Regions from separate parts of the Mus musculus genome. Here all the other regions are linked to region 1. A link is a loop called in an ENCODE intact Hi-C map of the cell type or tissue named here. Cell type or tissue: left cerebral cortex. All regions are shown on one strand. Each heading gives the region's core, and the rest is flanking DNA. Links, peaks and the distances in the headings are about the cores only. Region 1 holds the start of Tnrc18 (trinucleotide repeat containing 18). Region 2 overlaps Fscn1 (fascin actin-bundling protein 1). Region 3 holds the start of Actb (actin, beta). Region 4 overlaps Tnrc18 (trinucleotide repeat containing 18).

Region 1 (7,372 bases), core at 1,709-4,208:
CCCCCACCCCCTCAGCCCGTTTCTCTCTTGTTTCCAGAAGCCCTCGCAGCTTAACAGCATTTATTTTATTTCTTGCAATCAACTCCCCCCCTCCCCTAAGGCACACAGACACAATACCTCCTTTCTCTAACCCCCCTCTCTCCGTCTTTGCTCCTGCCGGTCCCCGGGCAGCACCGGTCGCCTCCGGTCGCCCCTGGCTGCCACTGAGACCCCGTCGCCCAGCTCCGAGCGCGCGGACACCGCCGCTCAGTTCCCCTCAGCTCCGGCTATTTTCGTTCTTTTCTCTCCCTCTCCCTCTCTCTTCTCCCTCCTCTCTCCTCCCCCCACCGAGCTCCAGCTTCTAAAAGAGGGCAGCCTAGAAACCAGCCCAGAAAGCTCCAGGAAGGGCAACTTGAAACTGCTCTCAAGAGGCTGAATTTTTTCCCCCCTTCAAATTTATCCTGGAATTAAATTAGACACCCCCAGCTCTCTCTCGAATCTTCCCTCTTTTTTTTTCCTTCTAAAAGTGGAGGAAAGAAAAATAGAACGGATGAGCACTAACTAGCTCATTAAAAAAAAACTCTCAAAAATTGCCTTAAAAATGGATTTTCTTAAAAAAAAAATAGCAGCAGCAGGAAAACGCTGAGTCCGCAGAGCAGGGCGAAAGAGCGGGCTTCTTTTGTTTTAATTAAAACCCTATAGTTGCTCTCGAGGTAGGATCTGCAAGGCTCTCTGTCTTTCCAAGCTTCCTTTCCAGGGTAGGTAATGCCTAGCTGGGCTCGGGCTCCGAGAGGGTGCAGGGGATCTCCCCACCCTTTAGAACGGGTCCCTTCGGCAAGGATCACACTCCCTGGGTCCCCAGTCAGGTAGACTGCCGTCGGCGGCTCCCTGCCACTTAACTTCGAAAGTTTTTTTTTTTTTTTTTTTTTTTTTTTTGCTGAAAGAGCAAAATAAAAGTACAAAGTCTGGGGGATTAGTGCTCCCCTCCCCCTCTGGCCGCCGTGGCCAGCCAAGCACTTTTGGGCTTGGCTTGCTTCCTCTGAGCTCAACAGATTTTTTTTTTTCCCTTTCCCGGTCTCGCCCTCCCTGGAGGGGGCGCGGCGGATGGAAGGCGAGAGAGGCCCCCAGCCAAGAGGTTTTTAATATTACACCTTAATAGGTTTCAGAAGGCCCCGTGGAGAAATGCTAATAGGGCTGAAATGTCAGAACCGAGAGGGATTCAGCTCGCGTTCCGCCGATCTAATCCTTTTTTCTGCTCTGGTTTTTCTTGGCGGGGAAAGGGGGAAGGAGGGGCGCCCACGCCAAAAGGGGCTTTGGGGAGGGGCGCGCGGTGCGCACTCGGCCGCAGAGCCCCACAGCCCGGGTTTCTATAGGAACCTTTTATAAGATGCAACTCACCGCTGCCGACCGCCGCGGCCTGTCCAAAATATTAATCAGTAAAGCCTTCTGACACCGCGTTTCAGGGAGGGGACCCGCAGGCAGGGGCAAAAGGAAAAAAAAAAGGCCTTGTCGCCTGCCTGCCCACCCCACCCGACCGCGACTGCTAGGGGGAAAGGGAATGAATCGCTGCTTTATTTTAAAAGGCGAGAGTGAGCGAGCAAGCGAGAGAGAAGCAGGCCTTGTTATTTTTCGTCTGAACCTCGCTCTTTGGAGTGGCACCCTAGAGAGGGAGCGCCGGGCGCGGGCGCAATGAGCAGCTCGCCGGTTCCCGGCTCTTCCCGGCTAGCTTGTCACCTCCTCCCGAAGAAGGAAGCTGACAGGAGGCCTTGCAATGCCCGGGATTGCGGCGACAACCATCTTCCTCTATTTTGATCACTCAGCCCAGACGCAGGAGGAGGGGCTGGGATGTGGGGGGAGGGAGAAGGAGAAAGAAGGGGGGGGTCTGCTGGAGCTGGTGTGGGGGAGGGCTGCCTAGAAACGGCTCGGAAAAATTCTCACCACCAGTTTTGATCATTCAGCCCCGCCGTGGGGAGCCTGGAAACTGCTGGAGCCCCGAGGTCCGTAATTGGTTTTATAGGAATGGCTGAGGGCCAAGGTGTTTACATGCGCGTGATGGGCGGCGAGCGGGACCAATGCGCTGCGGCCGGGGGCTGGCCCGAAGGGGGGGGCGGGCACCCGGGAACAATGCGTGTTTCTTCGCCTGCGAGGCTCCCCTCCCCCGTCCCCCTTAAGCCCCCCCTTCGCTTTTTTTTTTTTTTTTTTTTTTTTAGATCCAGCGAGAGGAACTTGAAAGGGGGGTTGTGTAATGTACCTTTTCCAATCCCGGGCTGTATATGGAGATTTGGGATTCTTTAAACCGGCGCTACCTGGATTTTATTAAAAAGCGGGGAGCTCGGCGGGAGGAAAGCTGGCTTTTCCGGGGGCTGCGGGAGCGGGGCCGCGGGAGGGCGGAGGAGTTGGCGCGCCGCGCGCCCGGCCCGGGGAGCGGTTTTCTACCAAAAAAAGGAAAGGCGGGCAAAAAGTGTGAGGCGGCTGCGGGTGGCGGAGGGGAGCGGCGGCCGAGGGATGGCGGGCAGTACGGGCGCCTAGCCGCGCCAGGAACCGCGGCGGTTGCCGGAGTCGCCGTCGGAGCCTGGAGCCCGGAGCCCCGCCGCGCCAGGTACGCTCCGGGCCCCGATGCTCCCCGAACTTGTGCAGCGTACCCCTTGGGTCCGCAAAGCAGAAGGTCCCCGAAACAGTCGGGGTCCCCAGAAGGGAAGCGGAGGGCAGGGATCAGGGGGAGAGGACGCATCGCTGCGCCTTGGACTCCCACCCGAGCTCTCAGTCTGCAGCACCGCCGAGGGCGGCGGTTCCCTACTTGGTTCCCGGCAGGCGGCGGGCTAGCCCGGGGACGCCGAGACGGTTTCGATTATAGGCTGTTTTTAATTAAAAGCCGGAATTCAGCCATTTTAGCTGCATTTAAGAGGGGAAAAGTAGAGAAGGACGCAGTGGAACCCCGCAGATAGCCACGCCAGCTTCTCGACCATGGCAAAGGCTGCTCCGTAGGGCTTCACCCCGACTTCCTTAAAGTGGGGCGCCTGGGCTCTGCCTTTTTCAAAACGCTGCCTTTAATGAATATTATCTTTAAGTGTATGCGGGAAGCTCCTGGCGCCTTTGAGACAAGTATCCCGGGCTGTGACGATCCTAGATTTTTTCAAAAGTAAACGCGATTCTGGTAACCAGAGCCTGATAAAGAGCGAGGGCGGGCGAGAGGAAGAGGGGGTGTTGTAACCAAAGCCACGTTAAAATAGGCGTCCTTAGCAAAGTTGGGGGAAGAGGACTTTTGGGTCTGGGCGTAGGGCGGCTGGTCACCCGGGAGCTGTGGCTTAGTCTCCGTCTGCTAGAGCGCCCCGGTTCTCCCGGAACCAGGGGGTCTAGAGTAGCCTGGGGCTGGTAGTCAGGGAGGGAAGGGTGGGCTCTCTGAGACCTCCCTACCCCCTCGGGAACAGGAAAGCGACAGATCTTTTAAACAAACAGCTTAAATAGGACTTACAGGAGGGTTTACCCGATGCTGGGGAGGCGCCCCTCCGCTGGCCCGCGCTGTTAAGTTATTTTTTTTCCTTTGTAGGTTATTTTGGGGGTGTGTGGGTCACAAAGCTAGGGTAGAATTGAGATCTTTGGAGACCCCTTCTTTCTTCTCTGATGATCCCCAAATCCTCCACACCAAGCCACGTTCTCCGGGCATCGGTATTCCCAGGCCCGGGCGTTGGAAAATGAAACCAAATCTTGTTTTGAAGGAGTCTTTTTCCAGTTCACGGGCGAGAATGCCACGTCTCGGGGACTCGGATTCTGCGACTCCCAATGGCCCAACGGGGGCAGCAGGAGGGGGGCGGTGATCTTCCTTTAAAAATAAACCCGTTTCGTATCTGACCTTGGTAAACAACAACAAAAAGCCCCTAAACCGAACACCCCTTTTATTATTATTATTATTATTCGCGGCTCACAAGGAGAAAAAAAAAAGGGAGACGAGGGCCCTAAAAAGGTTAAACATTAAACTTTGCGAATCAGATAGTTGGTATGGCGTTATGGACACATTTCAACCAACTCAAAAGCATTCGAAGTTTTAAACCTCCAGAGCTTGTGACGCCTGAAAAATAAACTACGGGTTTGGATTTAGCTGAACGGGCGCGGTCTGTTGAGTGGCCTTCCCCAGTTAGGGAGAACTTCGTAGGCAAGAGACGGGGCTGGGACACAGCGAGCCGGGCCGCTTCCCTGAGCCACGTCCCTGGGAACCCTGAACTGCTGGAGGAAGGACCCTAGGTTTTCGCATTTCGAGGAGAGGGGGCGGCTACTCCCGATTTTATTTCTGGCCACCAGCTCGGTTCGCTACTCTCCTACCCTGAAGGGCGAGGCGACTTTCTGAAACTTGTTTTCTTTTTTTTCTCTTTCCCCTCCCCTTTTCCCCCTTCCCTCTTCTGTGTCTTCCGCGGTCTTCCCTCACCAAAGATACCGTGTACGCCTCCTTCCTCATCTCCGCTCAGCCGCCCGGAGGGGACTCACCGCGGGCGGTTCATGCGCCCCGGGCCGCGGGCCCGTGGTTGAGCGCAAGCCCCGCTGGCCGCCGCCATGCACGCCGCGGAGCGCCCGCCACCCGAGGACACTAGGACTACATCGAGGCCGAACTTTTAAGTCCCACTGAAGCAGGCCGGCGGGCCGGGTGGGGAGGCTGATCGCGGCACTCCCGCGGAGGATGGATGGCCGAGATTTCGGGCCCCAGCGGTCCGTCCACGGCCCCCCGCCGCCGCTGCTGTCCGGCTTGGCCATGGACAGCCACCGCGTGGGCGCGGCCACCGCCGGACGCTTGCCCTCCTCGGGCTTGCCAGGTCCCCCGCCGCCCGGGAAATACATGGCCGGTCTCAACCTTCACCCGCACCCGGGTAAGTGTTGCGCACTGTGCTAGCACCCACCCTCCAGCTTTGATGGGGATATTAGGGCGGGAGCCCAGGTCAAACCTAGGCGGCTGGAGCTGGGCGTCTCTGTCCGGTTTCACCAGGGTGTGCAGGAGGCTCGCTCAGCTGCTAGCGCAGAGGTCGGTCTCCAGGAAGACAGACCTGTCCCTAGTGTACCAGATAGTCTCAGTCCTCCTGAGGCTCAAGTGTCTGCAGTCACAACCACTCTGGGGGATCCCAGTCCGAGGGCTCTTGAGGAAGAGGAGTTTGCAAAAATAAAATAAAAATAAATAAATAAAAACCTGTAGGCGCGAAAACAGCGTGTCAGCTCCACACCCCAGGAGACAGACAGCCGCTCCCGTATGGGTCTTTTTCTTGGCAAGCACTGGTGGGTCTTGGGTTATGTCCCTGTGTGTAGCCGCGTCCCCGGCGGTTCCACGCCTCCAAGGGTGGGTGTGGGAGAATGAAGGAGAATAGTGACCACAGTTTTAGGAGCCTGAATCTGTGGTGAACCCTTAAGATCTTAGGGACGCTGGTTATCTGGGGAAGATATAGGTCGGTGCAACCCAGCCGGCACTCTAGCAGAGCCCGACTTCAGGGGGTACCCCATGGTGACACGCAGGAGGTGGTGGCTGAGAAGGCCCAATCCCTTACCGTTCCCTGGGCTGCACAGGGAAGGAGCAGAGGGACAGGCGGGACTGAGCCAAGTCTTGGTCACCGTGCGCCGGAAGACAGGGAGTCTGGGACCTGCAGATCTGCCTGGTGGCGGCTTCGTAAGCCGGTCCCTCCTCCCCGGCTGCTCCTCACTTCTACGCTTGGCTTAAGGAGAACACTTCAGCTCTTCCTTTAAAAAACAAAACAAAACAAAACCTGGTCGATTTCCCCAGGAACTCGCTCCCTCGTCCTTTGGAACAAGACTTGGACACCCTGGGGGCTCAGAGCCACCACTTTAGTATCTTCCCCTGCCCGCCAGGATGACCACGGCTCGCCGAATTAGCCTCTGCCTTTGATATTTTTCTCCTGGAACTTTTCTAGAATTGGGAGTCCGGGACTCAGCGGGACAAAGGGCCTTTGTGAAGCGCCGGCGGGGGAGGGGCGAGCAGAGATCCCCGCCGGCGGGGGCGCGGGGACCCGGGTCATCTCCCCTGGTGTGCGTGTGCCCCTTGAGAACTAGAGGCGCGTCCGCTTGGGGCTTAGGGGTGGTGACAAGACCAGATTCATACAGGAATGGTGCCCTGCGACCCAGGTGGGGCATCAGACCATTCCCAAGGCAGGAATTGGGGAGGGCTTTGGGATACAAAGGCCATTTGGGCCAACCCCGTTTGAGAGGGGCCTTTGGAGGTTTATGGGTGTGTGTATTTTTGGACTTTTGGGATCTCTGGGTTAGTTGGTTTAGCTGGAAGTGGCGGCAGGGGTTCCTCCTGTGGCCTGGGAATCTGACCTCAGGGTGTTCCTGGCTGGCTGAATCTCAGCTTGTCGCCTGCTCCAGGTCTGCCTGGGATCTGGCCCAGGCTTGGCTGAGAGCAGCGTTGATAGCCATTCCTTGCTGCTGTCGTTCTAAGTGCACAGCATTTTCCAACCTTGGTGGCGTAGCATAGTCAGACTGCCTTCCATGCTTAACCCCTCATCTAGTGGATGATGTGACAGAGGCATAGACTAGGCAATCCAGCTGGAAGCAGCCTTGGAATCCTGTGTCATGGCCTTCTCTGCTTGGAGCTGTTCGACTTCTGTACAGGGTAGCTCGAGGGCCTGGAGGAAATGGGAGGAAAGTCACAGCAGTCGTCCCCTTGAGGCCTTGCTTGCCCGAGAGGGAAGAGTGGAGGCCCTCGAAGCTCTATGACTTCCCACTCGTCCCATCTGTCCCCCACCTCCAGATGGGGCAGATAGACCGGACCGCAGGTCAAGGCCCAGAGCTGAAGCCGTACTTAATCCCATTAACCACGAAATGGGACTGCACCCCATTCAAACCGGAGGAGCTGGCGGGGATGGAGACTCCAGACACCCCTCCCCCACCTGGCTTTCTTTGCAGGGGGTGCAGGTGCTAGACCTTTGCATAGGGGCACCACCCAGTGCTTTTTTTCTGGCTGCCAGCTCCTTAGATCTTGGCAGCCTTATCAGACCGGCAGACCGGTCTTTATTTGTTTACTTTTGTATAAAATGTCAGAGAAACTGAGCGATTTGCTAGGGTCACGCAGCCTAGAGGGAAGAGGGTTTTTGTTACCTCTGGGCTGGTCCGGTTGGAGGATGCCCCTGCCCGTGGCTGCTGGGGTGCAGAAGTCCTAGTGAAAGTTCAGTAGGCAGGGGGAGCTTGGCCTGGTGACCTCAGGGGAGCAGCACTGTTGGGTGAGGGTCCGTTGTAGGCAAAGCTTTCTACGTTGATGTGGGTTTGTATGAGGGCTCTAGCCCCTTCCTCAGGTGAAATTAAAAATAAAGAACGGGGTGTCAGCATGGAGGCTCACACCTACCTATGCAGCACTCAGAGGCAGAGATAGAGGGAGCAGGGGTAATTGGGGCAGCCCAGCCTA
Region 2 (7,372 bases), core at 1,723-4,222, 150 kb before region 1:
TGGTAGAGCCCCTGCCTAGAATCCCCCAGGGAGGGGCTGGATCTTAGCTCTGAGTCCAGTCCTCAGCACTGTAAGAAAGGAGTCCCGTTTGCCTTGCTAAGGCCACACACAGCACAGGGCTCTGATTCTGACTGACACCTCTGGATTGCTGTGTCCTCTCACTGGTTTTGGTCCCACAGCTAGCTAAGAAGGAATATCCTTATCTTCTATCTTCTCTCCCCACCCCCTTTTTTTGTTTGTTTTTGAGACAGGGTTTCTCTGCATAGCTCTGGCTGTCTTAGAATGTATTCTGTAGAGCAGGCTGGCAAGAACTCAGAGACCCACCTGCCTCTGCCTCTTGAGTGCTGGGACTAAAGGCGTGTGCCGCCGCCGCCGCCACCACCACCACCAGGCTCCACCTTCTTTTTCCCTTTTCTTTCTTTCTTTTTGAGATGATTCTTGGGGTTGGGGATTTAACTCAGCAGTAGAATGCTTGCCTAATAAGCTCAAAGCCCTGGGTTCTGTCCTCAACACCAAAAAAAAAAAAAGATAATTCTCCTGTCTCCGATTCCCAGATTGGAGCCACGACCACTCTCCCTAGCTGCTTCCCACCTTCGCTGTCTGCCCAGGTTGGGCCAGGAAAGTTCTAAGACAAGGGGGGAGGGGCTACCCCAGGCGGTCATAGGACACCCGTTCCCTAATGTCGGCTTTGAATGGCCAGGTGCATCCTCACCCAGTGAACCCACCTTTGATGTTGTAGGCGCCGTCATTGAATTCCAACTGGAAGACATCGTAACTGGAACGGTTGGCATCCAGAGTGCCCGTGACCTTGCGGCAGCCAATGAACCCGTGTTCCCCCCGGAACACGATGATGGGGCGGTTAATCAGCTTCATGAGGAAGAGTTCCGAGTCCCCTGCCACAGGGAAAGGGAGCCAGTGAGCTTCACAGCAACAAAGATGGGCCAGTCAGGGAATGGCTCAGCAGAGAGGGATACCAAGAAGCTAAGGGTCACAGGCTGCTGGCCTGAGGGTACACCAGCTTACAGGGATTCCCTGAACACACAGAGAGGTCCAGGTGGGACTGATGGTTGACCACGGGGTACTAGGGAAACAGGCTTAGGGTACGTGCCCCCAAGTGACTACCTGCTGTCTCCACCGAGGCGGCCAGCTGGCCATTTTTCTTGGCGGTCACAAACTTGCCGTTGGAGGCTCTCAGAGTGATCCGGCGGTCACACCACTCGATGTCAAAGTAGCAGCTGGCGTTCCTGGGGAAGAGAAGAGGGGCTGGCAACGTGGGGGCATCGAGCAGGCTGCCCAGTCCTGGGGGAAGAGCCAGGCCAGGTGATGAAGGGGTGTAGGGTGTCACTCACTTGGTGGACGCAGTGGATTGCACACCTCCGGTCGCCGTCAGTGTCCAGTACTTGCCCGTGTGGGTGCGAAAGGCACACTTTCTTGTGTCGCGGTCGATCTCCAGCTGGAAGGTCTCCTGATCGGTCTCTTCATCCTGATTGGCTGACAGGTCCATTCCTGCAGAGAGAGACCAGAGCCGGTCAGGCCACTGTGTGACCCTTGTCTCACTCAGATTCCAGGATCCACAGGGCTTCCTGAAGTGTGGCTTAAACTCCTCAGTGATAATCCTAAGCAGTGGGCGGGACCAGGCTACCAAATCAGCAGCCAAGGCTAGCCAGGAACGATCTCACCACTCAGGAAACAAACGGGAGACTAACTGTGAGTTCTGGGACCCCAGGCTACCGAGTGAGTAAGACTCTGTCTCAACAGGAGGGGAGGGAGCATTGAAGGATGGCTTGACCATAGAGTATTAAATTCAGATCGCTAGGAATGGTGTAAGAGCCAGGCGCGGTGGCATGAGCCGATAATCCTGTCACAGGGAAGCCAAGACAGATGGAGGCCTGGAGCTCAGGGACCAGCCAGCTTAGCTGAATCCCTGAATCCGGGCCACTGAGCGATTCTTGTCTCCAAGCAGAGAGTGGACATTCAGGAGGCAGAGGCAGATGGATCTCTGTTGTGAGTCCAAGACCAGCGTGGTCTACATAATAAGTTCTAGGACAGCCAGGGCTATATAGGGAGACTCTTATTTCTTTTCCTTTCTTTCTCTCTTTTTGTTTTTTTTTTTTTTGAGACAGAATTTCCCTGTGTAGCCCAGGCTGTCCTAGAACTCAGAGATCGACCTATCTCTGCTTTAATGCTGGAATGAAAAGCGTGTGTTACCACAGCCCAGGCTAGACTCCATCCCTGCCCCCATACATCCCCCAAAAGTATGGAGGATGACCAAAGACGGCACATATGATATGAATCTCTGACATCCATATTAGGGGTATACACATAAACAATCAAAATAGGATACTCCAGGCATGACCACAAGTTCAAGACCAGTCTGGGATACATAAGACATTAATCCCAGCACTCGGGAGGCAGAGGCAGGTGGATTTCTGAGTTCGAGGCCAGCCTGGTCTACAGAGTGAGTTCCAGGACAGCCAGGGCTACACAGAGAAACCCTGTCTCGAAAAAAACTTAAAAAAAAAAAAATCTGGGGATTTAGTTCAGTGGCAGGCGGGTTTCTTTAAACTCTAGTGCCCAAAATGGCAAGGAGAAAGGGGAGCAGGGGAGGAAGGAAGCCATCAAACTTCAAACGAACCACCCACAAAGATGTTCTAAGGCCTAGCAGAACTCTCCCGTGGGCCTGGATTGGGTCTTAAAGATCGGTTCCAGTTAGGCAACGCTGCCGTTATGTAAGGAATGGCCTGGTTTTGTAGCTACAGATGGAGGCGTTTCTGGGTAAGAAGCACCAGTGTGGGGAATTTGCTTTAAATACAACCAAAACCATTGAATAAACACACAGATGGCGCTGGTTCTGCGGAATGTCACATGGCGGGGTGCTGGTAAAAGGGGGCTCGCTACTCGCTTCCTGTAGTGGGTATGTGTGAAAGTAAAAGAATAGAGTAGGAGCCAGGCACATCGACCCACGCCTGTCATCCCACCACTCAGGAGGCCGACCTTAGCCTCCATGATGAGTGGGGCCCGATCTCAAAAATAATAAAATAAAATAGGGCCGTGGCTATAACTCACTTGACATGCAGAGTCCATCCCAGAACTGTGTAAAAGGGCGTGGCAGAGTGAGCCTGCAGTCTCCGCACTTGGATACCAGGGTCAGGAAGATCATAACTCGCAGGCCAGCCTGAGCTACATGAGACTCCACTCCATGCAGACAGACAGACAGACAGACAGACACACAAAGGGCTACAGGCCAGCGAGATGGCTCGTGGGGTAAAAGCAGCTGCTGCCAAACCTACCCACCTGCGTTCGATCCCTAGGTAGAATAGGGCAGGAGAACTGATTCCAAACTGGCACCACTGGGTGTGGGCACCACCCTCCACAGACAAAAATAAAAACAAAAGCAATAGGCTTTTTTTTTTTTTTAAAGAGAAGGTGGGCGTGGTGCTTCATGACTGTCTCTAGCACTCAGGAGGCAGAGGCAGGTGAATCTCATTTGAGTATGGGTGAGTTTGAGGTCACCTTAGTTTACATAATGAGTTCTAGGCCAGTCAGAGCTATATATAAAATAAAATAAAAATAAAATAAAGAGGGGGTCGAAAATATAGCTCAGTGTAAATTGTTTGCCCAGCATGGTGGAAGGCCCTGGAGTCTACCCCTAGTAACACACACACACACACACACACACACACACACACACACACACGCACAGACCACATGTTCCTTTAGAAAACTCCTCCTTTATCCCTGCCCCCACCAGCCACAAACCCTGAATGCTGTCTGAACCTTCTGGCATTTCCCTGCCAGTGGTGGTCCAGTCCAAACAGTGGCTCTCCCTCCTTTCCCTCTCGCTTCTCATTTATTTTCTTTAATTTTTAGAAAGATACGTCTTGTATTGTATGTATCGTGTGTGAACGTCTTGCCTGTGTGTATGAATATGCGCACATGTGCCTGGTGCCCTAAGAGGTCAGGTCGCCTGGAACTGTCATGAGCCACCCTGTGAGAACTAGGTGAATACAAGAACAAGTGGTCCAGAGTGGACAGTGCTGGAGCACACCTTTAACCCAGCATTGGAAGGCAAAGGCAGGCTGATCTCTGAGTTCAAGGCTAGCCTGACCTATAGGTGAGTTCCAGGGTAGCCAGGGCTGCTACACAGATACAAGACAAGACAAGAAGAGAAAAGATAGAGAAAGAGAGAGAGAGAGAGAGAGAGAGAGAGAGAGAGAGAGAGAAAGAAAGAAAGAAAGAAAGAAAGAAAGAAAGAAAGAAAGAAGAAAAGACACCAAAAAGCCAAAACAAACAAAAAACTGTCTGAGCCATGTCTCCATCACCCCCCTCCCTTTTCATTTTTCTTTTCTTTTTTTAAAGATTTATTTATTTTACGTATGTGACTACACTGTCATTCTCCTCAGACACCCCAGAAGAGGGTATTGAATCCCATTACAGATGGTTGTGACCACCAACTGGTTGCTGGGAATTGAACTCAGGACCTCTAGAAGAGTAGCCAGTGCTCTTAACCTCTGAGCTATCTCTCCAGTCTGCTTGTCTTGTTTTGAGAAGGTCTCACAGTGTATCTGGAGCTACCTTTGAAATCAGAGATCCACCTGCCTCTGCCTCAGGAGTTGGAATTACAGGTTTGTTGCATGGCTTTCTAACTTCTTGCTACATAGTAACACTACATGGTTTCCATGTCACATGACCTCACTGAGCCCCAATAAGGTGCCGCTCCCAAGGCTTTGACTCCACCTAGGAGTGGGATCTTGGGTCCTAACAAGATAAACTCATTGTTTCAAGGATCTGGGATTCTAACAATGTCCTCAGCTTGGAAGCAGTGTACACTGCCAGTCTCACAGTTGTCTTCAGGCGTCCTTAGGCAGCAGAACGTGGTATGGGATGGTAGATGCCACCTTCAGCCTTGCCCCTAGGAACTCATCCTTAGTTGACACTACACCCAAGAGTATGCCAGCCAATGCCACCCTGACCCAACCGAGTCTCTATCTGTGTTGTCAATGCCAAAGGCTCTTACCTCTACCTCACAAAGCAGAAGATGGAGCTCAGAGGTGGCTGGCCTTGGCCCAAGGTCACCCTGCAAGACCAAGGGGTCCCTTGACTTCAGGAGTGGGGATGGACAGATGCCTCCCCTTCTAGACATATGGATCAGCAGACATGGCTTCCATGATAGGTCCCCAAGGACCCTGGCCCAGTGCCTCCACAGGATCTACCACTGAAGCACAGAGGAGAGTAGGAGGGCCATCCCAGGCTAGACAGCCACCCCAAGGCCACAGCTCTGGGCTGTAGTCTGTTCAACCTTCTCAGGCAGAAATGGCTCTCCTGCCCCTGGCCCACACTAGGGATGGCTAAATATTAAGAGAACAATTGGCTACACATATACAGGGTGTCACCCACTGTCCCCTCAGCCTACCTGTAATTGACCTGCCACGTGCAGGGACAGCTGAGTTAGCACAGCATACTGGGCAGAAAAGAGCCACACCCAATGCTAGCGAGCCTAAGTGACCCCACCTGATCTAACCGTGCCCACTGCGGGGAATGGAACAGTCAGGGAAAGCCAGAACTGGGACCAGTCAGTCCCAATCTCTCTCTCTCTCTCTCTCTCTCTCCCTCTCTCCCTCTCTCTCTCTCTCTCTCTCTCTCTCTCTCTCTCTCTCTCACACACACACACACACACACACACACACACACACACACACACACTGATAAAGGTAATTAGATTTAAAATGTATTTTTTTTTAAAAAGAAAGAAAAACTGGCTTTGGGGGCGTGGCTCAGTGGTAGAGCCCCTGCCTAGAACCCCCCAGTGAGGGGCTAGGGGCGTGGCTCAGTGGTAGAGCCCCTGCCTAGAACCCCCCAGTGAGGGGCTAGGGGCGTGGCTCAGTGGTAGAGCCCCTGCCTAGAATCCCCCAGTGAGGAGCTGGAGGTGTGGCTCAGTGGTAGAACCCCTGCCTAGAATCCCCCAGTGAGGGGCTGGGGTGTGGCTCAGTGGTAGAGCATGTGTCCTGCACAAAGCCTCAGGTTGTTGGGGTTTTTTGTTTTTTTTTTTTGGTTTTAGAGACAGGGTTTCTCTGTGTAGCCCTGGCTGGCTTCGAACTCAGAAATCCGCCTGCCTCTGCCTCCCAAATGCTGGGATTAAAGGCGTGCACCACCACCGCCCAGGCCTCAGGTTTTATCCCCACATTCCCACAAATAAAAACCCCACTAAGAGATGGTGGCACACGCCTTTAATCCCAGCACTTGAGGCCAGCCTGGTCTACATAGTTCCAGAACAGCCAGGACTACACAGAGAAACCCTGCCTGAAAGAAAGAAAAGAAAAGAAAAGAAAAGAAAAGAAAAGAAAAGAAAAGAAAAGAAAAGAAAAGAAAAGAAAAGAAAAGCCACTCCCAGCCACTCCGGCAACCATCAAGTGGAGGCCAGAAGCCTGTGGTGACCTATGCCTGTCATCGCCGCACCCTGGAGACTGAGGCAGGAGGATGGAGAGTTGGAAGCCAGATGGGCTACAAGACAAAAACTACAACTAAAGTGGGTGGACTAAAGGAGTCGGAGTTTCCCAGCATGCTAGCTTCCCTCACACAAAGGAGAGGCCCTGGCCCAAGATGTCATGCGCACTGAGTTCAAGACAGCACAGTGCTGTGGACATACACCAACCTTCAACCTCCCAGTACCTCTGAAAAATGAGACGTCCAGACAGAGAACAAAAAGGGCCTCACCATGTGGGTCTCATCTCCAGGTACTGGAACAAAGGGGCCTGTGCAACCACTTTTTAATAAAGAGGCCACCAAGGCACCAAAGGTGGACTCCAGGCACCCTTCGGGGAATGTCTTCTCCGCTCTCTGCCTCAGTTTCCCTCCCTTGCCAAAAAGAATCGCCTCTCAATTCTGTTGGGACCGTGAAAGGACGTGAGGGCCTGTTGCCAAGGAGATGGTGGGCCCTCCCACCTCAGCCGGAAAGGGAAGTTAGCCCCCTTCCAGAATGGGCCCTCTAAGGCTCAGCCAGGGGGAAAGGCCCCACTTGGCCTTGGAATCATATTGGAGCTGCGTTGCTATGGTAACAGGTTTTCTGTGGGATTTTTTTTTTTTTTCAGCAGCAGCAGCACAGAAAACCTGAGTCACTGGCTCCTAGGAGCCCACGGAGGGGGCGTGGCTGTCTTCCAGCTTCCTAGGCGTCTCTGCGGTGACTCAGAGGGTCCTCTAACCCGCAACCCCCTTCCTGGGCTTAGCTGTTTGCCAGACTCCCTAGCGTTGTTGTTCGAAATAAGCAATCCTCACAACCCAGAAGGCGGCTTAGTTTAGAACCCTCCAGGACTTCACCGCCCAAAGTCGTACAGTGCTCAAAACTAAGCCATTCCTCGACCCAAGAGGGAAGCCG
Region 3 (7,372 bases), core at 2,371-4,870, 89 kb before region 1:
CTACAGGTGTCACCCATGCTCTGGGCCAGGCTGTGGCTGCCAGCTGGGTGCCTGACAGTAACAGTGACAGCTCTTTGTGAGGGCAAAGTTCTCTGGAGAAGGCCAGCTTCACTTCCTCTGCCTTCCCCTTCCTCCACTTCCTCTTTTCCCCACCCCCACCCTGTTCTGTGCTTTCCGTCTCCTGTCTGCACCCCAAACTTAACAGCTGAGGCCCCCTCCACCTCTGCCGGCCTCTCAGGGACCTCTCCTTTGTCAGGGCTGAGGACACCCAGACGATCTCTCATTCATTCCACAGAACAGAGCCCCTCAGTGTGTGTGTGTGTGTGTGTGTGTGTGTTAGTGGAAGGAAGTGGGGGGTGATGGGGCCCCTCAAAGGGCTGGCTTGTTTTATGTTGTCCGGGCTGGGGGAGGTGCTGAGTTATTAAGACTAGCCTGAATAGGCACCATGACTGTCTTCATAAGCACACAGGAAGCTGAGGCAGGAAGAGCAGGAGTTTGAGGCCAGCCTGGGCTACATAGGGAGCCACTGTTTCAAACAAAGAAGCTGGGCATGGTGATATATGCCTGTAATCACAACACTCTCGGGATGTAAAGGCAGAAGGATCAGTTCAAGTCTATACTCCACTACATATCAAATCTGAGAGCAGCCTAGGCTACCTGAGACCCTGTTAAAAACAACCTCCCACCCTCAATTTCCAACAAACCAAGAGAAATCCCCCCCACGCCACCCCCAAGAATGTGAAAGAGAACACTGGAAAATGATCATTGCAGACAAGACAGACCAGAATTGTTTCAGAGGTCGGGTGGGGCTGAGGTGCCTGCCCCTTGACCAGTCCCAGGACTGAGAGGTGACAAAGTGGCAACACAGGTCCTGCCTGGGAATCTGGTCTGCTCTAACCTAGTAAAGCTGTCTGGTGTCACCCAAGAGGCTCCCTCCACATCCTGCACCCCTGATGGCTGATGGCATCTTTCTCCCTTGCACCCCACCAGGGTTCTCCTGGGAATACTCTGGGCTCTCCTTATTGACAGGCAGCATTTGCCCTGCCCCACCCCCACCTGTGACTTGCAGGACTGGCAGGTCCTTGGGCAGCTGGCAAACTGCCTGAGCAACTGAGAAATACAAGGCCAGGGCCAGGGCAGTCCTGTCCCCCGGAGGCAGGGAGGAGACTGCCTGGGAAAGTTCTCTCAGGGTTGGTGACTGCAGAAGACTTTTGTCAAATTTTTTTTTTTTTTTTGGTGGGAAAGATAACTAGGGGTGTGTTTCCAGTTCACAGCATATGCTGGGGTGATGGTCACCTCTTCCAGACAAGGCCTCAGCAACTTCAAAATGCCCTGCCACCAGCCAAGAACAAGGAAGCTGGCCACTGTAGTCCATATATGGATGAAGCCTTCTTTGGTTTCAACACCTACACTTTGTGAGCCAGTGAACACCTACCTATGCATGCACTGAGGCACGGCAGGCCCAGAGCATCTCACCTGAAGCACCCTTCTTGCCTAAATCCAGCTTTCTGTCACACTCTCCCAGAAGGTGCGTGTCCTTCTAAGCTAAGCTGAGGGATCCGGCCCTCAACCCTGACCCCGTGTGTAGCTCTCAGCCAAATAGCTGGCTTGCTAAGTAGAACACTGGTACTTAGGTGAGGGGGACAGGGGCTGCTTCTCTCTGGAGGATTTGGGGCTCCGGTGACCACCAACTTTTCCCTGAGCAGCTTGTCACTCCCAGAATCCCCACGGCTGGCAGATGGACTAGTGCACAACTCAGCTGTGGCTGCACATAATAAATAGAGGATAGATGGTGGGCCCCAGCCCAGCGATGTCTGGCAGTCACCCAGAGACACTAGCTAACGGCCCAGGCTTAGTCTTGCCTGGGTGTGATCAGGCAGTTCTCCAAAAGTGCCTGACTCCATGAGAAGTTTTGTTTGTTCTATTGAGCACAGTTCCTTTCTAGATCCGGGGCAGGGGATATCTGGAGGCATCTTCTTGCAACACCTCCAGTTATTGGACCACTGGGGCTCGCCCTATGCTTGGGATAGGATGGCCTTGAGTCTCTAAGAGGTCAAGATCCATGAAAACCTCTCCAACCAGAGTTCTGCTTCCAAGTTGAACCCCAACACACCTAGCAAATTAGAACCACAGCAGAAGGGGCCCCCCCGGATCTGGCTTTCCGGCTATTGCTAGCAATTGCTAGCAAGGGGGAGTGACTCTCTGTCCATTCAATCCAGGCCCCGCGTGTCCCTCAAACAAGAGGCCACACAAATAGGGTCCGGGCCTCGATGCTGACCCTCATCCACTTAAGTGCTCGATATCCACGTGACATCCACACCCAGAGGGTCCTGGGGTGGTTGGGTGACCCCCAGAATGCAGGCCTAGTAACCGAGACATTGAATGGGGCAGTGTCCACAAGGGCGGAGGCTATTCCTGTACATCTGGGCCTACGGAGCCAGCACCCATCGCCAAAACTCTTCATCCTCTTCCTCAATCTCGCTTTCTCTCTCGCTTTTTTTTTTTTTCTTCTTCTTTTTTTTTTTTTTTTTCAAAAGGAGGGGAGAGGGGGTAAAAAAATGCTGCACTGTGCGGCGAGGCCGGTGAGTGAGCGACGCGGAGCCAATCAGCGCCCGCCGTTCCGAAAGTTGCCTTTTATGGCTCGAGTGGCCGCTGTGGCGTCCTATAAAACCCGGCGGCGCAACGCGCAGCCACTGTCGAGTCGCGTCCACCCGCGAGCACAGCTTCTTTGCAGCTCCTTCGTTGCCGGTCCACACCCGCCACCAGGTAAGCAGGGACGCCGGGCCCAGCGGGCCTTCGCTCTCTCGTGGCTAGTACCTCACTGCAGGGTCCTGAGGATCACTCAGAACGGACACCATGGGCGGGTGGAGGGTGGTGCCGGGCCGCGGAGCGGACACTGGCACAGCCAACTTTACGCCTAGCGTGTAGACTCTTTGCAGCCACATTCCCGCGGTGTAGACACTCGTGGGCCCGCTCCCGCTCGGTGCGTGGGGCTTGGGGACACACTAGGGTCGCGGTGTGGGCATTTGATGAGCCGGTGCGGCTTGCGGGTGTTAAAAGCCGTATTAGGTCCATCTTGAGAGTACACAGTATTGGGAACCAGACGCTACGATCACGCCTCAATGGCCTCTGGGTCTTTGTCCAAACCGGTTTGCCTATTCGGCTTGCCGGGCGGGCGGGCGGGCGGGCGGGCGCGGCAGGGCCGGCTCGGCCGGGTGGGGGCTGGGATGCCACTGCGCGTGCGCTCTCTATCACTGGGCATCGAGGCGCGTGTGCGCTAGGGAGGGAGCTCTTCCTCTCCCCCTCTTCCTAGTTAGCTGCGCGTGCGTATTGAGGCTGGGAGCGCGGCTGCCCGGGGTTGGGCGAGGGCGGGGCCGTTGTCCGGAAGGGGCGGGGTCACAGTGGCACGGGCGCCTTGTTTGCGCTTCCTGCTGGGTGTGGTCGCCTCCCGCGCGCGCACAAGCCGCCCGTCGGCGCAGTGTAGGCGGAGCTTGCGCCCGTTTGGGGAGGGGGCGGAGGTCTGGCTTCCTGCCCTAGGTCCGCCTCCGGGCCAGCGTTTGCCTTTTATGGTAATAATGCGGCCGGTCTGCGCTTCCTTTGTCCCCTGAGCTTGGGCGCGCGCCCCCTGGCGGCTCGAGCCCGCGGCTTGCCGGAAGTGGGCAGGGCGGCAGCGGCTGCTCTTGGCGGCCCCGAGGTGACTATAGCCTTCTTTTGTGTCTTGATAGTTCGCCATGGATGACGATATCGCTGCGCTGGTCGTCGACAACGGCTCCGGCATGTGCAAAGCCGGCTTCGCGGGCGACGATGCTCCCCGGGCTGTATTCCCCTCCATCGTGGGCCGCCCTAGGCACCAGGTAAGTGACCTGTTACTTTGGGAGTGGCAAGCCTGGGGTTTTCTTGGGGATCGATGCCGGTGCTAAGAAGGCTGTTCCCTTCCACAGGGTGTGATGGTGGGAATGGGTCAGAAGGACTCCTATGTGGGTGACGAGGCCCAGAGCAAGAGAGGTATCCTGACCCTGAAGTACCCCATTGAACATGGCATTGTTACCAACTGGGACGACATGGAGAAGATCTGGCACCACACCTTCTACAATGAGCTGCGTGTGGCCCCTGAGGAGCACCCTGTGCTGCTCACCGAGGCCCCCCTGAACCCTAAGGCCAACCGTGAAAAGATGACCCAGGTCAGTATCCCGGGTAACCCTTCTCTTTGGCCAGCTTCTCAGCCACGCCCTTTCTCAATTGTCTTTCTTCTGCCGTTCTCCCATAGGACTCCCTTCTATGAGCTGAGTCTCCCTTGGATCTTTGCAGTTTCTGCTCTTTCCCAGACGAGGTCTTTTTTTCTCTCAATTGCCTTTCTGACTAGGTGTTTAAACCCTACAGTGCTGTGGGTTTAGGTACTAACAATGGCTCGTGTGACAAAGCTAATGAGGCTGGTGATAAGTGGCCTTGGAGTGTGTATTGAGTAGATGCACAGTAGGTCTAAGTGGAGCCCCTGTCCTGAGACTCCCAGCACACTGAACTTAGCTGTGTTCTTGCACTCCTTGCATGTCTCAGATCTATCCATACAGTTTCACCTGCCCTGAGTGTTTCTTGTGGCTTTCTGAACTTGACAACATTATTTATTTTTCTCTACAGATCATGTTTGAGACCTTCAACACCCCAGCCATGTACGTAGCCATCCAGGCTGTGCTGTCCCTGTATGCCTCTGGTCGTACCACAGGCATTGTGATGGACTCCGGAGACGGGGTCACCCACACTGTGCCCATCTACGAGGGCTATGCTCTCCCTCACGCCATCCTGCGTCTGGACCTGGCTGGCCGGGACCTGACAGACTACCTCATGAAGATCCTGACCGAGCGTGGCTACAGCTTCACCACCACAGCTGAGAGGGAAATCGTGCGTGACATCAAAGAGAAGCTGTGCTATGTTGCTCTAGACTTCGAGCAGGAGATGGCCACTGCCGCATCCTCTTCCTCCCTGGAGAAGAGCTATGAGCTGCCTGACGGCCAGGTCATCACTATTGGCAACGAGCGGTTCCGATGCCCTGAGGCTCTTTTCCAGCCTTCCTTCTTGGGTAAGTTGTAGCCTAGTCCTTTCTCCATCTAAAGGTGACAAAACTCCTGAGGCCATAGTACAAGTTAAGTCTGATTTCTGTCACTCTTCTCTTAGGTATGGAATCCTGTGGCATCCATGAAACTACATTCAATTCCATCATGAAGTGTGACGTTGACATCCGTAAAGACCTCTATGCCAACACAGTGCTGTCTGGTGGTACCACCATGTACCCAGGCATTGCTGACAGGATGCAGAAGGAGATTACTGCTCTGGCTCCTAGCACCATGAAGATCAAGGTAAGCTAAGCATCCTTAGCTTGGTGAGGGTGGGCCCTGTGGTTGTCAGAGCAACCTTCTAGGTTTAAGGGGAATCCCAGCACCCAGAGAGCTCACCATTCACCATCTTGTCTTGCTTTCTTCAGATCATTGCTCCTCCTGAGCGCAAGTACTCTGTGTGGATCGGTGGCTCCATCCTGGCCTCACTGTCCACCTTCCAGCAGATGTGGATCAGCAAGCAGGAGTACGATGAGTCCGGCCCCTCCATCGTGCACCGCAAGTGCTTCTAGGCGGACTGTTACTGAGCTGCGTTTTACACCCTTTCTTTGACAAAACCTAACTTGCGCAGAAAAAAAAAAAATAAGAGACAACATTGGCATGGCTTTGTTTTTTTAAATTTTTTTTAAAGTTTTTTTTTTTTTTTTTTTTTTTTTTTTTAAGTTTTTTTGTTTTGTTTTGGCGCTTTTGACTCAGGATTTAAAAACTGGAACGGTGAAGGCGACAGCAGTTGGTTGGAGCAAACATCCCCCAAAGTTCTACAAATGTGGCTGAGGACTTTGTACATTGTTTTGTTTTTTTTTTTTTTTGGTTTTGTCTTTTTTTAATAGTCATTCCAAGTATCCATGAAATAAGTGGTTACAGGAAGTCCCTCACCCTCCCAAAAGCCACCCCCACTCCTAAGAGGAGGATGGTCGCGTCCATGCCCTGAGTCCACCCCGGGGAAGGTGACAGCATTGCTTCTGTGTAAATTATGTACTGCAAAAATTTTTTTAAATCTTCCGCCTTAATACTTCATTTTTGTTTTTAATTTCTGAATGGCCCAGGTCTGAGGCCTCCCTTTTTTTTGTCCCCCCAACTTGATGTATGAAGGCTTTGGTCTCCCTGGGAGGGGGTTGAGGTGTTGAGGCAGCCAGGGCTGGCCTGTACACTGACTTGAGACCAATAAAAGTGCACACCTTACCTTACACAAACAGCTTGTGGCTCTGTGGCTTTGCTGGGTGTGGGGAGCAGGTTGGGTGGGTGTGGAGCTCTATTGGGGGGGGCATCTAGGGTGGGCTAGGCCTTGCTGATGGTATCTAGTGGGAGGGCTACAGGCCCTTTAATGAAGTCTCACAAATAACCACACCTTCAGACTGTCTTGAAGAGTTGAAAAGGTACTCCTCCAGAAACCTAGGCCAAGTTGGCCTGCACTAACACTACCTTCCTCAACCGAGGGGTGTCCACACCCTTTGCCTCCATCTGCATAACTGGGTTTCAAGCCCCTCTGCTAGTCTGAAGCTGCCCTTTCCAGAGCTGTGACTGACAGCAGGAAGGTGTGAAGCCTATGGCTTCCTTCCCAGGGATGGGCATCTTTTCCCTGGTTTTGTTTTGAGAGCCTAGGACTGAGGAACACCTCAGAGGGAGGAAGGGGGTCATCCTGGAAATCAGCCCCTTCCACATGGCACGCAGCTCCAGCCTTTGTCAGTCGTGATCCTTGGACTTGGGTGCCGCAAGTTAGCTTTGACTGGGATCATTTGTTCACACATGCAGAGAACACTGGTTGGTTGAGTCCTAGTCATCTCCATCCAGCTATCAGCTATCACTCCACTCAGCTATACACACCTATCAGTCCATCCTTCAATCCATACATCTAGCCCTTCACCCACCCAAACAATCACATGGGCAACACAGAAACCAAACCAGATGTTCACCTGCCTTCAGGAAGTGTCCAGTATCACTGTACATTGAGCATTATGAGTCCTTAAGTGAAGGCAAATGCATACACAAACAGGTTTGGGGCTAAGGTTCATGACCAAATCCAGGGAGAGCAGAGGCCTTGCTAAAGAGCACTGGATCTTAATTCTATGGGATGTGGTCTCAGTGTAGATACCGAAGTTCAAGGGCCAGATGTGGATACCTGTCATCTGAGGCTGAGCAAGGCTGAGGTTAGCTTGGACTACAAAATGAGTCCCTGGGTTAATGAGTCCATAAATCTGGTATTTCAGAGGAGAATGCAGGAGGAGGAGTTACAAGGCCATCCCTATCTACGTACTGAGTTTGAG
Region 4 (7,372 bases), core at 1,663-4,162, 49 kb after region 1:
TGTTTTGTTCTGTTTTTGCTTTTAATTATAAAATAAGGCTTGGTGGCATAGGCCACCCATCCATCCCAGCTACATGGGAGCCTGAGGCAGGAGGATTGTGAGTTTAAGGCCAGTTGGATTAGAGAATAGAAGGCCAGCCAAGGCAACTAATCAAGACCCTGTTCTCACCATAAAAAGTAAAAAGAGGGCTGAGGTGTGGCTCAGTGGTAGAGCACCTGCCTAGAATCCCCCAGTGAGGGGCTGGGGTGTGGCTCAGTGGTAGAGCACCTGTCTAGCCAAGAGGGTCTTGGTATCATCCCCAGAAGTGCAAATTAAATAAGTAAATAAATAGTCCCCTTTCTGGTTCAAGTGTCAGTTGGGATAGTAGAGTGCTTGCTTTAGCCATTGACCATGGGTTCCATGTCCAGTATTGAAGTGGAGCTAGGAGCTGTGAGAAACGTGTATAACCAGAGGTTCCATTGTGATGGACTTAAGCCCCCAGGCCCACCCCCTCCCCCCTGTGTCTTATGAAAGCAAGAGTTTTGAGCAGGTGGGTGGGATGTTGGCAGCAAGAGGGGTGACTCTGTGGGTAAAAAGGCACCTATCTTGAGCCCTGGAACTTATGTAGTAGCAGAGGAAAACTGATTCGCAAAAGATGTTCTCTGAATTCCACATGTGTGCTGCGGCTATGTTAGATCCTCTGCAATTCCCCCAACCCACCCATCCCCCCAAAAAAGAGAATTTAAATGCTCTTGGAACCGAAGTTGAGCAATCAGGACCTAACATTAAGTAGAGTCTGGGTACTTAAGTCGTCTTGAGTCTTTTTCTCCTGTGATTATCCGGTTGGTTCTTCCTTTTTCTGCCTCTGTCTCCTGTTCTACTTTTCTCTGTTGACCTCGTTTTTTGCCAGGCTCGTTCTCCTCACTGGGGCTTCCAGGAGTTCCTCCCATGCCTTCTGGCCTGCTCAGCTGGGCTGAGTCTGTATCTTTCCCAGAAATTCTAGGAAGAACTCTGAGACACCTCATCCTGGGCCCACTGGGGTTCATGCTTTTTAGTACAAAAAGCCTGGGGAGTCGGCACCAAGGGTAACGCCCTGTTGCGTGAGTGTGAAGATCCCTAGAACCCATCTGAAGCTAGCTAGGCGTGCATGCCTCTGAAATTCCTTGGTTGCTCCAACAGAATTGGAGGCAGAAGGAGAAGCATTCCAGGAATTCAGTGGCCTTTGAGCCTGTTGTCTACACAAGAACAAGACATACTTTCTCAGATAAGGAGGGAGACTGACACCTGACTTGTGTGTTCTGTAGGGGTGGGGCCACTCACCTATGAATGCACACATGCACACACAAACGCACACACATGTGTGCATGCACTCACATGCATGCACCTGCACACATGTACACACACACACAGAGGAAGTCCTTTTGTTTGGGGAGCAGGGACTGCTTTCATGCACCTCTACACTGGACCCCTGTTGCTTTTTTGAGGAATCTCTCCCAATTCTACTAGTGACAAACCCCCAAATCAAAGGCCAGCCATGAGCAACATCTGGACCCATCTCTCAGTCACCCCCTAGTAGTGACAGCCACAAGCTGATGTGTGTGCCTGGGCCCCTTTGACTAGAGAGTTTCTTTCATTCTTTTTATTATTTTTTATTTTAAAGACAGATATGAAGCCCAGGCTGGTCTAGGAGTTAGAGCAATTCCCCTGCCTCGTCTTCCTGAGTGCTGGGATTGTAAATATGCTGTAGACCTATCCAGTCATTTTTCTTCTGTTTGTAGATGCCTGACCTTTGCCTGTCTTTGTTTTTAGACTTTGACTCCCTCTGGAAGGTTCGTTCTCGTTCTCTCTCTCTTTCTCTCTCTCTCTGTCTCTCTCTCTCTCTCTCTCTCTCTCTCTCTCTCTCAAGTTAGGGCCTGCCCTAATAATCTCTACCCTCTGTAGAAACCATTGTACATAGGCCACACCCCCTTGCGCCTGGTTGGTCGGAATGTCGCATACCTGCCGTGCTGGTATTTAGCAGGCTGCAGCAGGAGGCTCTCAAGATGACTAGGATTCACATCCAATTTGCTAAGTTAGGGGTCTGGCTTGGAATGTGTCTTCTGGTGCGCTTTGGACCAACCAGGCTGGCTGTGTGAAGGGAGAAGGAGCAGGCAAACAGCCGTCCCCTTCTGTAATTTGGCTTCCACCATCCTCTGCCCCCATGGGGATGCTGAAGCCATAGGGGTGGGGCAGAACAGGCTGGCCCACTTCAGTCTGATGTGCTAGGAACCTGGTGGGTTCACTGCTGCATGGAGTTCATTTATTTTACAAATAAAACCTGGGCTGGAGAGATGGCTTAGCTCACAAGCCAACATACAAGCATAAAGCCCTCCCGCTGGGTGGCACAGGGCTGTCATTGCAGCTGTGAGAGCCAGTCTGAAGAACTGTTGTAAAGCAAGAAGGTCTGAAGCTGTAGCTCAGGGTACAGTGGGTGCCACACAGAGCCCTGGTTCCATCTCTTGTTCTGTATAAGCCAGGTGTGGTGGGATAGCCTGTCACCCGGCAGAACCCAGAGTGTCTGGGGCTCAAAGTCACTCTCTTGTGTCCAGGCTAGCCTTGACACATGAGGTGCTGTCTTAAAAACAAAAAAGAAATGGAGACATCTTTAGGAGTCCAAGGCCAGCCTGGTCTACCTAAGTGAGTCCCAGGTCAGCCAGAGTAAAACAAAATAAACAAAACAAAATAAAAATTCAATGATTATATAAATAAAAATAAAAAATAAAACCCCAAACCACTGATTTTTCAATGAGCGAGGAGGAGGTTTTTTTTTTTTTCTTCTTTTCTTTTTTGTCACCTCTGTTGGCAGCAGTAATTCTGGTTGTAACCGGTTCAGGAAGACACTGTTGCCATCTAGTGGGGAGAGTCAGGGAGGCTTCAGTGATTGATGGAGCTTGTACAGGACAGTCCCCAGCAGAGTCCATCCCGCATTAGGAACAGGGCTGCGGAGCCTGATTATTGTTAAGGGCTGGGATTACTCACGCTCACCCTCTAGGCCTTCAGACACGGGGGGAGGTTTGCATTTTTTTCCTCAAGCACGCAAAACTGGTTAACTTTGAGACTGGAAAAAAATATCAGTTCGAAAATGCAAAGTGAACCAACGAGACAGCTCAGTGAGGGAGGTGCTTGCTGCTAAGCCTGAAGATCTGGGTTCGATTCTCTATAACTCAGGATGCAAGTAGAGAACCAATTCCTGGAAGTTGTTCTTTGACCTCCGCATACACACTGTTGTGTATATAGCACATTTTCTTTCTCTCTGTTTCTCTTTCAAACACATACACGTGCACATACACACACGCACGCGCGTGTACACATGTGCGCGCACGAACACACAGTAATAAGTTAAAATAAAAATAAAATTAAAATAGTAAGACACGGTGGTTGCAAGTCTCTAATCCTAGCGCTTCGGAGGCTGAAGCAAGAGGCCTGTGAATTTGAGGCAGCCCTAGCTGAATTCAGCCAGGCATGGTCTCACAGAGCTCAGGAAGCCCCAACTCCTTATGCAACAAAGGATAACCTTGAACTCCTGACCCCCCCTGCCTCTGCTTCTGGGGTACTGAGATTACTGTTGTGGGCCAGTATGCCTTTTTACATGGTGCCGGGAATTGAACCTCAGGCTCAGTGCTTGCTGGGCAAGCACATTATCGACTGAGCCAACATCCCCAGCCCTACACTGTGTTTTAGTGTTTATACGGGAGGCTGGGTGTGTTAGGAATATTGGAACACGAGAGTACATTCCTGAACTCTAGCACACACGGGGTCACATCCTCCCCCAGAGGAGACCTGTGCGTGTTGGGGCATTACACCTTTCTCCTTGATTTCTGCTTTTTAAGATACACGTTTTTGTGTGTATGTGTGTGCAGGCACATGTGTGTTAGTGTTAGGGGCACATGCCGTGGCACGTGTGTGGAGGACTGAAAACAATCTCTGGGGTCTCTTTTCCCATCACACCCTGCTTGCCACAGGCCATGCCAGGTAGCTGATTAGGACTTCTGGAAAATTTCCTCTGCCTGCCTCCTGCCTCCGCTTAGGAACACTGCAACTGTAATGTGTTACTGTGCTGGGCTTTACCCACGTCCTGGGTATTTGAGCACAGTAAGCCTTTCTCTCAGCCACCTACTTCTCTAGTCAAGTTTGTGCTTTTTATTTCTCTCTCTTTTATTCTTCTTCCTCTTCCCCCTCCCCACCTCCTCCTCCTCAAAGGGTTTCTCTGTGTAGCCCTGGCTGTGCTGGAACTCACTTTATAGACCAGGCTAGTCTTGAACTACTAGAGAGCCACCTGCTTCTGCCTCTCAATACACACACACACACACACACACACACACAATTTTAAGTGTGTGTGTGTACTGTGTGTACGTGAGTGCTGGTACAGGAGGCTTGGATTTCTCAGGAGCTGGAGTTACAGGCGGCTGTGAGGTGCCTAAGTGATGGGTATTAAACCCAGATCCCCTTTAAGAGCAGAATGTCCCCTTACCCGCTGAGCTGTCTCCAGCCATTTGTGCTTTCCCCCCTCCCTGGAATTTATTTGTTTGTTTGGAAAGAGGGTCTCTATATAGCCTGAACCCAGTCCTCCTGCTGGGGTGACGGGTGTGAACCACACCTGGTTCCCTAGACCTGTTTTCTGATGTGGGACACAACATATTCACTAAGGAGAAATCAAGTAGAGACGCGTGGGGATATCCATTGTCCTGGGAAGGAACCTCTGCTAGTGTTTGGTTACTCAGAAGTATTCCTGGCCTTTCACACACAGTGCACTAGACCACAATGCTGTGTGGCTGTGTGGCCCAGAGCCAGGGCTGACTATAGTATCTGGGAGTTTAATCTGGCCTCTTGATGGCTGGCTGCATGGGTACGGCCATCTTGCCCGTGGTCAGGTCCCAGCACTGACTTCCCTGACCTCTCTCCCTTCCCCAGATCCAGAGCCAAACCTGGTGGTGCGACCCTCCCTCGAAAGCCTGCTGGCAGCCAGCAGCCACATGTTGAAGGAGGTGCTGGAGAGCCCCTTCTCAGACCCGCTCAAGAACTTGCGGCTTCCGCGTGAACTGAACTCCAATAAGAAATATAGCTGGATGCAGAAGAAGGAAGAGCGGGTGAGCCCTTGTCCTCCCTTCCTCCCGGAGGCCTGAGAGGCAGAGGCAGATGGGCAGGATCCGACCATCCAGCTACCTTCACCTTTTTGCTATGTGGCCCTCAGTTGGTCATCTCCCCTCTCTTGGCTTTCCTATTGTTCTCACACGGTGTCAGGCCTGTCCTGTGGGTACTGTGTGATGGATCAGCATGAAAGCATAATGGAAATGAGGCCTGGGACTACCCTTTTCTGCCTTTGTGGTCTCAGGTAGCTTGAAGGACAGACTTCGAACCTGTGTGTGTAAATAACGCACTTGTTATTTATCTCATTAGACCATTACTTCTGGGTAGTGTTTAGTCGTGTCATCTTAAGTGTGGGTGCCACTCGGCAAGGTTGGCATTAGGCAACAGCAAGTGCAAGGCTAAGACAGGAGGATATGAGAGTTCCAGGCCAGGTGATGCTACTTAGTGAATTCCACACCAACCTGAACTCCCAAGTGTAATGCCAGAAACCCTAGGTTTGAGCTCAGCCTCGGAGAAACTGCACATGGTGGTGTTCACCTGTGATCTCAGTACTCAGGAAGAAGAGACTGGAAGATTAGACGTTGAAGGCCAGCCTGGGCTATATGAGACATTGTCTCTGAAGCAAACCAAGCAGAATAGGGGGCAGCAATGGGATTCAAGCATCAGCAGACAGCATTCCCCTCCTCATTTGTCTCCCTCTCTCTCCTCCCGGGACCCCTTGCAGATGTTTGCTATGAAATCTTCCTTGGAGGACATGGATGCGCTAGAGCTGGACTTCCGGATGCGGCTGGCAGAGGTCCAGCGAAGGTACAAAGAGAAACAGCGGGAGTTGGTCAAGCTCCAGAGACGCCGGGACTCGGGGTGAGTGTCTCTCTCCCCAGTTTGTGCCCCATCCTGGATAGCTGGTCCGTAGGTCGACTTTGGTAGTGGTCAGGTGTGTGCGTGGACCCAAGTGCCCCACTCCGCTTCCCGCCCACCCCAGGTTCCTAGCCGAGCCTGTGAATTCTTTTTAAGGGACAGGCACGAGGATGCCCATAGAAGCCTGGCACGCAGAGGCCCTGGCAGGCCGAGGAAACGGACCCACACCCTGAGCGCCCTGTCGCCCCCCTGCAAGAGAGGGAAGAGCCACAGCAGTAGCGGAAAGTAAGGCTGGCCCCTCCCCTCGGTGGGTTGCGGACTGACTGGTACCCAGCTCGGAGGGGAGGAGCAGGGCCCCCCTGGACGGCGCCCACCGCTGGGCGCCAGGGGACCTGGTCGTGCCTGGCGTTCTGATCCCTGAACGGCAGCTCCCAGGGAGCCCGGACTGCTGCCCTGTCCAGGAGGGTGAGCCAAGAGGAGATTGGAAAGACCCTCAGTGGCTTAACTCTAACCCGAACTCTTGGCCCCGCCTTCTGCCCCAACCACTTCCTCACCATTGGAGACAAACTTCTGCTTCTTTCCATGGCTCCTCCCTACCGGAAGTACCATCCAACTCCAGGCTTCTAGGACAGTCTGGATACAACACTGTCCTCCTGGGATTCCACAGGAGACCAGGGCTGCTCTCTGGGGACAAGGTCCTCTTGGGTGGCACTGCAGCCATTTCAGAGGGGTCCTCCTGAGGTTGTCTTGATTGCTGGCTGGGATGAGGGCTCTTTTTCTCCAGGGCTAGGCATCTGCCAGATGGGCTCAGCCCCCCTGCATACGTGTAAGCAGGCCAGATGTGGTGCTTAAGGAAAGGGGTTGGTACATCAGAGTGGGTGGATTCTAGGTGCTTGTTTCAAGTGCTTGGAAACAAAAAGTTGTCTTGGAGTGGCCACAGGCAGAGTAGTAGGATGGTCGTGGTCTTGTCATGAGAGAATGGCCCCCGTCTTGCGGCATCTTATAGTTAACCTTGGATGTTCCTGACTGGAAGAAGAACAAGAGGTGAACATATGTCCATCGCCAGCAGCAGGAGACGGTGAACAAGAAATGATGGGGAATAGATAAAGCAGCCCGGGTCATCAGCAGTGCAGGCCCAGGAACCCGAAATGTGTTACTGATTATACTAAGCTTACTGATGGGGTCCCGGCCCCACCCCTCCTGTGACTTTGGACAGGCATTAGCTTTTCTGAGCCTCCAGTTTCAGCTTCCTCATGTGTTTCAAAAAAAACAAAAAAAACAAAAAATCAAAACCAAACCAAGAAAAAAAAAAAAAGCCCCAAACCCCAAAAGCCAGTCATGAGTACTCTGGGGCTAGAGCGTGCCAGGTACAGTGACTGGCTAGCGTGCACAAAGCGGTGGGGTGCGG

The links. Peaks named below come from ENCODE experiments on the same cell type or tissue, not always from the same donor. Only the 100,000 strongest peaks of a DNase experiment are listed, where the experiment ranks them.
Region 2: a loop joins it to region 1, with 12 times the contacts of the local background. A loop is called at or near these places in 4 of 42 quality-filtered maps.
Region 3: it touches region 1 in a loop (9-fold over the local background); 13 of 42 quality-filtered maps call a loop at or near these places.
Region 4: it touches region 1 in a loop (3-fold over the local background); 16 of 42 quality-filtered maps call a loop at or near these places.

The regions. Positions count from the first base shown.
Region 1 is chr5:142,812,478-142,819,849 of GRCm38, reverse strand. Tnrc18 (trinucleotide repeat containing 18) reads left to right here and starts at 2,188. Exons shown (of 28, transcript NM_001122730.3): 1 at 2,188-2,578; 2 at 4,405-4,835. The coding sequence starts at 4,649. It overlaps Gm31365 (a long non-coding RNA gene), which reads right to left. Exons shown (of 3, transcript XR_377182.4): 1 at 7,069-7,372; 2 at 5,502-6,596; 3 at 3,858-5,098. In left cerebral cortex, for the core only: a CTCF peak has its summit at 2,763; DNase peaks (open chromatin) are centred at 2,793, 3,106, 3,656, 4,123 and 2 more places; H3K4me3 peaks cover 2,395 bases; H3K27ac peaks cover 2,340 bases.
Region 2 is chr5:142,964,039-142,971,410 of GRCm38, reverse strand. Fscn1 (fascin actin-bundling protein 1) reads right to left here. Exons shown (of 5, transcript NM_007984.2): 2 at 1,350-1,506; 3 at 1,123-1,244; 4 at 726-893. Among named protein-coding and RNA genes, the nearest start is that of Fscn1, 7.4 kb to the right of the region's middle. In left cerebral cortex, for the core only: no CTCF peak of the experiment used is centred there; a DNase peak (open chromatin) is centred at 2,766; H3K27ac peaks cover 1,926 bases.
Region 3 is chr5:142,902,046-142,909,417 of GRCm38, reverse strand. It overlaps Actb (actin, beta), which reads left to right and starts at 2,664. Exons shown (of 6, transcript NM_007393.5): 1 at 2,664-2,766; 2 at 3,726-3,854; 3 at 3,942-4,181; 4 at 4,636-5,074; 5 at 5,170-5,351; 6 at 5,477-6,303. The coding sequence starts at 3,732. The coding sequence ends at 5,620. Gm38733 (a long non-coding RNA gene) reads right to left here. Exons shown (of 2, transcript XR_003955825.1): 2 at 5,903-7,372. In left cerebral cortex, for the core only: CTCF peaks have their summits at 2,661 and 3,628 (motif pointing left); DNase peaks (open chromatin) are centred at 2,657, 3,444 and 4,670; H3K4me3 peaks cover 2,500 bases; H3K27ac peaks cover 2,364 bases.
Region 4 is chr5:142,763,646-142,771,017 of GRCm38, reverse strand. It overlaps Tnrc18 (trinucleotide repeat containing 18), which reads left to right. Exons shown (of 28, transcript NM_001122730.3): 11 at 4,930-5,105; 12 at 5,831-5,967. Among named protein-coding and RNA genes, the nearest start is that of Gm31365, 45 kb to the left of the region's middle. In left cerebral cortex, for the core only: a CTCF peak has its summit at 2,877 (motif pointing left); DNase peaks (open chromatin) are centred at 2,881 and 4,145; H3K27ac peaks cover 872 bases.